Regions from separate parts of the Homo sapiens genome. Here region 2 is linked to region 1. Evidence: read pairs that join two places in POLR2A ChIA-PET (ENCODE). Cell type or tissue: GM12878. All regions are shown on one strand. Links, peaks and the distances in the headings refer to the core of each region. The heading gives the core; the rest is flanking DNA. Region 1 has its middle 14 kb from the start of POGZ. Region 2 overlaps CGN (cingulin).

Region 1 (4,392 bases), core at 71-4,070:
TGAACTCCTGACCTCAAGTGATCCACCTGCCTCGGCCTCCCAAAGTGCTGGGATTACTGGCATGAGCCACCGCACCGGGCCCAATTTGGGCGTTTTAATCCAAACGTTAAGCTACTGAAAGTGGCCAGATTGGAGTGTGTGTAATGGGGGGAAGAAATGGGTGTAAAGATAGAAAGTTTCAGTCACAAACTTGTTAGCATGACAGAGAGCTCCCCTACTTGAGAAGGGACAAAGTCAATTCAAGACCTTTGGGCTTTCTGGCTGGATGCGGTGGCTCATGCCTATAATCTCAACACTTTGGGAGGCCAAGGCAGGTGGATCACCTGAGATCAGGAGTTCGAGAACAGCTTGACCAAAATGGTGAAACCCCGTCTCTACTGAAAATACAAAAATTAGCCGGGCGTGGTGGTGTGCGCCTGTAAATCCAGCTACTAAGGAGTCTGAGACAGGAGGATTGCTTGAACCCAGGACGCAGAGGTTGCAGTGAGCTGAGATTGCGCCACTGCACTCCAGCCTGGGCAACAGAGCAAGACTCCATCTCAAAACAAACAAACAAACAAACAAAGACCTTCAGGCTTTCATATAACCTATATGGGTGGATGAAATTTTAGAAATAAATAATAAGGGGAAAAAAGATAAATAAAAATTCAAATTTTAAAATAAAGTAAAATAGATCCATGGGGGTATCTGATGACATGATATTCCAGCAACTCAGATTTCTCTGGGACTCCACTGGAGACAGATCTTTCAGGCACATTTGTAATATGTCCACTGCCCAGGGGACAGGATAGAAGAGCCATAGAAAAAAAGGGAACTTGGCAGAATTGCCTTTGTATAACTTTCTTTCAGTAAAGAAAGTTATAGCTTTCTTTACTGAAATAATAGCTTTAAAGAGACAAATTATTCACAAATCATTAGTAGGAAATGTTGAGATGAGATGATAAGCAAGAAAGGTAATTAAAGTCTGTACTATTCTTAAAATGAAATACTGTCTAAGTATAGAGGAATAAATTAGATGACTTTTCAACCTTTCCAATCTAAGCATCCTTAAAAAGTTCCACTGTCTAGCACAGTGGTTTTTAAACATTTTTTGACAGCCACCCACAGTAAAAAGCATATTCTACATCTTGACTGGCTACACACAAACACACAGTACTTTTCATGATTCAGATTGTATGAAAGACTACTGATATTCACTATGTGATAGCTTTCTATTCTCTTTTATTACACCTCTTTTTTTTTTTTTTTTTTTTTTGAGACAGTGTCTTGCTCCGTTGCCCAAGCTGGAGTGCAGTGGCTTATAAAACATGGCTCACTGCAGCCTTGAACTCCTGGGCTCATGCAATCCTCCTGCCTCAGCCTCTGGAGTAGCTGGGACCACAGAAGTGCACCACCACACCCGGCTAGTTTTATTTTTATTTGTAGAGATGGGATCTCCCTATGTTGCCCAGTCTGGTCTCCAACCTGGGGCCTCAAGTGTTCCCCCTGCCTCGGCCTCCCAAAGTGCAGGGATTACAGCTTGGGCCACTGTGCCCAGCCCTTTCTTCCATCATTCCGTCCTCTCCTTCCTTCTTAATACTGCTTGTCAAACTGATTTTGCCACCCAGTTTGAAAAAGAAGGTCTAGAGGATTATCCCAATCATTAACTATTTCTGCAGGTTAGCTTACCTTTCCAGAATACAGAATAGAATTCAGCAAACTGCCTCAAAGAGCAGTTTCTAGATTTGACTTCTTCCTCTAGGGTTTATGAAGTCATCATACTGAAGTGACCTGGATTTCCCTATACGTGAACCTCATGACGTGGGAGCCCGGGGTAGGGAGGGACAGATAACATGAGAATCAATAGAAAGAACTGCAAGGTCTGAAGACAAGAACCATTTGTCTAGTGGAGTCTATTTTATATCCATTTTTTAAAAATCTCCATTTAAGATATTTAGCTTCAACGTGCACCTTGACCAATTAATCCAACAAACAAAACTCTGGCTTGGGGGCCCAGTTACTCACTTTCATGGAAAGAGACCTCTGTTTTTAGAACCAGGGATCTTGTGAGTCCCTCCCACGTCCCCAGCCCTTCTCTGGCCTCGGGTAACTTTTCCCTCCAGTTTGGTGGAAGGTTACATTAGAAGAAAATAGTCCCTACCGTCTAGAAAGTTTTCGGGGGGGGAAAAAAGGGCGTTGGACGTGCGGGTGGGTGGGTATACCGGGAGGGGACAGCTGGAGCCGCGAAGGCGCGGGGGCCCGCGGCGCGTGGGTGTGGAGGCCGCGGGGCGGCAGGAGGCACTGGGAAGCGGGGTGAAGAGCACCGAAGTCCAGAAAAGGGCAGTGTCCGCCCTGCGCTCCTCTGCTGGCGCCCGCAACCCGGGAGGGAGCGGCGAGGCTCCGAAGGGTGGGATTCGAGGTCTGAACCCTCGAGTGGGCTTGGGTTTTCAGGAGCCGCCTTTTCTTATTGATCATTTCTCTTTTGTCATCATAATCTCTTGGCCTCAGACTGAGTTAAGGGAGCCATAGTAGGAGTGCAGAAAATGAAGTGGAGGAAAAAAAAATGTGATATTTAAAATATAGTTTTTCCTACTTTCTTTTTCTCTCTCAAATTAATTTAGATGTAAATAACATTTTAACAGGGCCCAACATCAGGCTCCTAGGCTCTGGCTGCTGGTCTCACTTGACACCAGAATAAGATTTTGGTGTGCTAGTAATTTTGCCAAATGGAGGCCTACTCCCCAAAACATCACCGTGGTGCATGATGAACATTTCTGTAGGTGATGACGTGGAGTTTTTGTTTTACTTCATTCTAATACATGTCCCTGCTTCAAGTGGGTAAAATTATACCTAGCTCAGCCCAGGTTTAATTCAGATTATTTAAAAAATTTCAGTGGCAAGTAATTTACGAGCTTCTCTTTATTAAGATTTAGGAAATTTTGCTTTATTGCGCATGCATTTTAAGTATTTTTTTGCTGTGTTCCTAGTGTAGATAGAAAACAACCTGTCACTGTCTCCTAGTTGGCCCTGTCAACAAACATTTGAGAAGTGCTTAGATCAGAATGCTGTTGAGTACTACAAATTAAACAATCTGATGTACTTGTTAATTTCATTACAAACAGCAGTTAGGATTTCATATACATATAGTCTGTACCATGCTATATATCAGAAATCTTTGTAAATATAAACTCCTTAAATATAGGGACCCAGTTTTATTCTTCAGCGAAAGGGAGTTAATCTTTTGGTGTTGTGCATTTAGAAGGATCTCGGATGTAAGAGGCTCATTAAATGATAGCTGTTAGTATTATTTATCTTGGTATCTTCCAAAGGGCTTTGCACATGGCTAACACTAAGAAATATTGGTTGAATGAATGAAGGTGCCATGCCCATACTGTGATATACACAGAGAAAAGACCAGGATGGGGACACTAGCACAGTGATTTCATTTCATCAGTGAAGCTTTGTGTGGAAGTGTCCCTCCTGCAGCCCTTTTACCAGATGCAGGCTCCCTTGACCTTGGATTGTGGACCACTTAAAATTTTCAGGGGAAAAAGTGTGCCTAATTAGCTAGTAGGGCCTAACCTCTTGTCAAGATGGAACTTGAGAAGTTTGTCTAAGTATGGAAAAGCTAAGCTCACTTGACACAGATCACGGGAAGAAAGATTTCTGCATGTTATTCAAGTTATTCACGTCAAAAGCGATTAGGGGGCCCCAGCTTCCATTACATCATTCATTAGGAAAATGTGTGCTGGGAGCTCTGCAAATCACATGATTTGATGGAGGCATTGAGACTGGGTTTCTTGTGTGTCTGCCCTTGGCCATATTCAGTTTTTAGTATGTTTGGAAAAGGCTGAAGCAGAACATGAAGATCTAGTTTATTTTAATGCTGTCAGACAGCTAAATGGTGGAAACTTGTTGAAGAGATTTACTGAGCTGTTTCCTTAGATTGAAGACTTTAGAGAATTAATTAACAGGGTTCTGAGAGATACAACATGCCAGACCCCTACTGACTCTAAGAGTGTACTTTCTTACTGATATGATGTGATAGCTGAGCACAGTATATGTGAAACTGCTGGGGAGTAATACAAGAGCAGTGCTGATGTGTTCTAAGACATGCAGGTGTTCAGATGAGAACTGGCCATGACAACTGAGTCAGCCAGGCACTGGACTCATTTCCTTTTGCTTAAGCACCATGAGCTCAGTAGAAGCACAGACTTTCACAAGGTGCTGAACTACTTGGTGAAAATGAAGTCACAATTTTGGAAGAGCTTCACTGATTTTGATGTGTAGGTATTGTTTCACGTTTTAGCTGTTGCTTTTAGAATGCATGCCTTAAGATGGTTCTCAGTTATCATGCTATATCTATGCCACGCCATTTCTAGAGCAAGTAACTTAGCTGAAAGTGACTATACC
Region 2 (4,392 bases), core at 264-4,263, 59 kb after region 1:
TGGGTTTATTTCCTGGTGTATACTTTGGCGCCAATGTTCAGTCTTTGCACTGGTAGTTTTGTTTCTTATTTCTCACCCTTTGCTTGCTCTATGTGTCCTGATTTCTTTGCTAGGAGCCTGTTTTCATTGCACATCATTTTCATAAATACCTCCTTTCTCCTGCCCAGCTACCCACCTCCAAATGACTTGAACCCAAGTTTTACCTTTTCTCAGTCCAACCCTGCTTCCCTACCTCCCAGGCAGAGAAACAGCAGCTGGAGGAGGCCCTGAATGCGTCCCAGGAAGAGGAGGGGAGTCTGGCAGCAGCCAAGCGGGCACTGGAGGCACGCCTAGAGGAGGCTCAGCGGGGGCTGGCCCGCCTGGGGCAGGAGCAGCAGACACTGAACCGGGCCCTGGAGGAGGAAGGGAAGCAGCGGGAGGTGCTCCGGCGAGGCAAGGCTGAGCTGGAGGAGCAGAAGCGTTTGCTGGACAGGACTGTGGACCGACTGAACAAGGAGGTGGGGCATGGGGTATTCTGGGCCTTTAGGAAGAGGCCCAGCTCATCCAGAAGCTGGCCTGAGAGGACAGGGGCTTGGGGGAGAGGGGTTAGTCAGAATGTGTGATGATTATGGCCAGGTGCGGTGACTCACTCCTGTAATTCCAGCACTTTGAGAGGCTGAGGTAGGCAGATACCCGAGGTCAGGAGTTTGAGACCAGCCTGGCCAACATAGCAAAACTCTGTCTCTACTAAAAATACAAAAAATTAGCCGGGCTTGGTGGCTCATGCCTGTAGTCCCAGCTACTCAGGAGGGTGATGCAGGAGAGTCACTTGCACCCGGAAGGTGGAGGTTGCAGTGAGGCGAGATCATGCCACTGCACTTCAGCCTGGGTGACAGAGCAAGACTCTGTCTTAAGAAAAAAAAAAAAAGAATGTGTGATGTTTGCTTTCCTCAAGTTCATTGTTAGGAAGACCAAGACCAAATCTTCTGGAAGGGGCATCCTTCCTACCTCCCCTCCATGTTTTTGCTCTTTCCCTTACATCCTATTCCTTTATGGTCTTCATTCTTGGAGAACATCTCCTGGGATTCTCCCTTGGGAGTCTACAAAACCTAAATACAAGAATCTTCAATGGCCAGCTTGGGCAACATAATAAGACTCTGTCTCTACTTAAAAATAAAATTAGCCTGCTGTGGTGGCTTGTTCCTCAGTTTCTCTTTATAGATGGGGAATTGAGACCCAGAGAAGATAAGTAACTTGCCTATGGTTGCTAATTAGTGGTAGAGCCAGGATTTGAACCCAGACATCTGTATTCCCAGCTACTCGGAAGGCTGACGTAGGATTGCTTGAGCCCAGGAGGTTGAGGCTGCAGTGAGCTGTGACTGCCCCACTGCGCTACAGCAAGAGCCTGTCAAAAAAAAAAATCTTCATTGGTAGAATTTTAAATTTGGGTGAGGGGAAGGAGAAAAGAAAGAAAAAAGAAAAGGAAATAAATTGCTTTTGCTGCTAAGGTTCTCCTCCCAATCTTTTTGTAAAGCAAGAGCAAACACGTAATATGTTACATCAATTCTAAAGTGCACATTTTATCATTTGTCAATGAAAAATGCACATCTTATCATTTGTCAATGAAAAATGCACATCTTATCATTTGTCAATGAAAAATGCACATCTTATCATTTGTCAATGAAAAATGCACATTTTATCATTTCTGAAATAGAGTTGTGTCTTATACCTTATGGTATGTTATAGTTTAATTGGCATATTTTTCTTAGTGGTACGCCGTATAATCATTGGCACCTTGGGTTTGCTGAAATGGTCATTTAAGGCTTACTTTGTATCAGGCACTGTTGTAAGTACAGAACTTCACATAATTAACTAATGTAATTCTCACAACACCTTGTGATATAGTTACTATTTTTAATCCCATTTTACAGATGGGGGACTGAGACCCAGAGAGATAAGTAACTTGCACATGGTCACCAGTAAGTGGTAGAGCCAGGATTTGAACCCAGACATCTGTATATAACTATTAGCTATACTAGGAACCTAGGCCCAGGAAAGAGCAAGAGAGGGCTGCCTTGTCAGGAAGGAGACCCTTAGGGGAGAGTCTTGGGAGTCTGGGCCTGGAGAGGGTCATTTATGTACAGTGCTGAAGACCCTTTTCTCTGTGTTTCAGTTGGAGAAGATCGGGGAGGACTCTAAGCAAGCCCTGCAGCAGCTCCAGGCCCAGCTGGAGGATTATAAGGAAAAGGCCCGGCGGGAGGTGGCAGATGCCCAGCGCCAGGCCAAGGATTGGGCCAGTGAGGCTGAGAAGACCTCTGGAGGACTGAGCCGACTTCAGGATGAGGTAGAAGTCTAATATCCTTGGGTTTGAAGGTCCTTGCCTCTTTTTTTTTTTTTTTTTTTTTGTCCGAGACAGAGTCTCACTCTGTCGCCCAGGCTGGAGTTCAGTGGCGCGATCTTGGCTCACTGCAAGCTCTGCCTCCGGGGTTCACACCATTCTCCTGCCTCAGCCTCACAAGTAGCTGGGACTACAGGTGCCTGCCACCACGCCTGGCTAATTTTTTATATTTTCAGTAGAGACGGGGTTTCACCGTGTTAGCCAGGATGGTCTCAATCTCCTGACCTCGTGATCCGCCCTCCTCGGCCTCCCAAAATGCTAGGATAACAGGCATGAGCCACTGCGCCCAGCCCGGTCCTTGCCTCTTAACTGAACCTGTGGCCAAGGGTCCCTGGGGCCCAGGTTTAGGTCTAATGACTTGCAGGGTGGAGGAATATATTGTCTGTAGAGCAGTGATTTTCAAATTCTGTAGCTTAGAGCCACCTGAGGAGATTTTTAAAAATCCCCACACCCAGGCTGTATCCCATACCACTTCAGTCATCATCTCTGGGGATGGGATCCAGGATCAGAATTTAAAAAAACTCCTCAGGTGATTCCAAGTTGTGTAGAGACTTTAAAAACAATAAAGAAGCTGAGGACGGTGGCTCACGCCTGTAATCCCAGCACGTTGGGAGGCTGAGGCGGGCAGATCATGAGGTCAGGTGTTCAAGACCAGCCTGGCCAACATGGTGAAACCTTGTCTTTACTAAAAATACAAAAATTAGCTGAGCGTGGTGGTGCATGCCTGTAGTCCCAGCTACTCAGGAGGCTGAGGCAGGAGAATTGCTTGAACCTGGGAGGTGGAGGTTGCAGTGAGCCGCGATTGTGCCACTGCATTCCAGCCTGGGCGACAGAGCAAGACTCCATCTCAAAAAACAAAAACAAAAACAATAAAGGAAATTAATGAGGGCAGGTGCAGTGGCTCTTGCCTGTAATCCCAGCACTTTGGGAGGCTGTGGCGGGCAGATCACGAGGTCAGGAGATTGAGACCATCTTGGCTAACACGGTGAAACCCCGTCTCTACTAAAAATACAAAAAATTAGCCAAGCGTGGTGGCACATGCCTGTAGTCCCAGCTACTCGGGAGGCCGAGGCAGGAGAATCACTTGAACCTGGGAGGTGGAGATTGCTGTAAGCTGAGATCGCACCACTGTACTCCAGCCTGGGCGACAGAGCGAGACTCCATCTAAAAAATGAAAAAAAAAGAAAATGGATGAAAAGTCAGTTTGCTTTTTATTGTCATCATGCCACTGGTAATTCTAAAGAGTGACAGTGATGAAATGTTTCTGCCCACTGGGCTGGACTGCTCCTGCCCCTCAACCCTCACCTTCTCACTACACTGAGCTGTGGCATTTTTACCCCCTGCCCAGATCCAGAGGCTGCGGCAGGCCCTGCAGGCATCCCAGGCTGAGCGGGACACAGCCCGGCTGGACAAAGAGCTACTGGCCCAGCGACTGCAGGGGCTGGAGCAAGAGGCAGAGAACAAGAAGCGTTCCCAGGACGACAGGGCCCGGCAGCTGAAGGGTCTCGAGGTGAGGGCACTGAGGTGTGACCTGTGGAAAAAGGGTGGGACTTCCAAGCCTCTTTCTGTACTAGCGGTCAAAACCGACAGCCCACAGTTGATGAGTTTTGTTTGGCTGCAGTATTTTCAACAACTTTGAATCAATTGCCAATGTTTAGAAATTTATAGAGGTCACCTAAAAATTTGGATTTCTAGTTTCTTTTGTATTTGGCAGATATGGTAATACTGAGTGTCTTGTCCTGAGTCTGCATGGCAACAGTTGGCTGGAGCTGAGCAGTGGGTTTCCCCTTTAGAGTGAACAGTATTCTTCAGTTTGCTATATTTGATAATAATAATAGCAGCAGCAAACATATTGTGCTGTGTGATAGGCACTTAAGACTTAATCCTCAGAATAACTCTGTGGGGTAGGTAGTCTTGTTTTCTCCATTTTACAGATGAAGGAAACTGAGGCACAGAGAGATGAACTTGTCCATGGTCTACTGCCAGGAAGTGGTAAATCTGATTTTCAGACTGGA

The links. ChIA-PET counts read pairs that join two places held together with the same protein. Peaks named below come from ENCODE experiments on the same cell type or tissue, not always from the same donor. Only the 100,000 strongest peaks of a DNase experiment are listed, where the experiment ranks them.
Region 2: POLR2A ChIA-PET joins it to region 1 with 6 read pairs; 13 of 35 experiments call an interaction of 5 or more read pairs at or near these places.

What each region holds. Positions count from the first base shown.
Region 1 is chr1:151,471,256-151,475,647 of GRCh38, forward strand. No RefSeq gene overlaps it. Among named protein-coding and RNA genes, the nearest start is that of POGZ, 14 kb to the left of the region's middle. In GM12878, for the core only: no CTCF peak of the experiment used is centred there; no DNase peak of the experiment used is centred there; H3K4me3 peaks cover 1,046 bases; H3K27ac peaks cover 1,364 bases.
Region 2 is chr1:151,530,250-151,534,641 of GRCh38, forward strand. It overlaps CGN (cingulin), which reads left to right. Exons shown (of 21, transcript NM_020770.3): 13 at 240-497; 14 at 2,153-2,323; 15 at 3,726-3,887. Among named protein-coding and RNA genes, the nearest start is that of TUFT1, 7.9 kb to the right of the region's middle. In GM12878, for the core only: no CTCF peak of the experiment used is centred there; no DNase peak of the experiment used is centred there.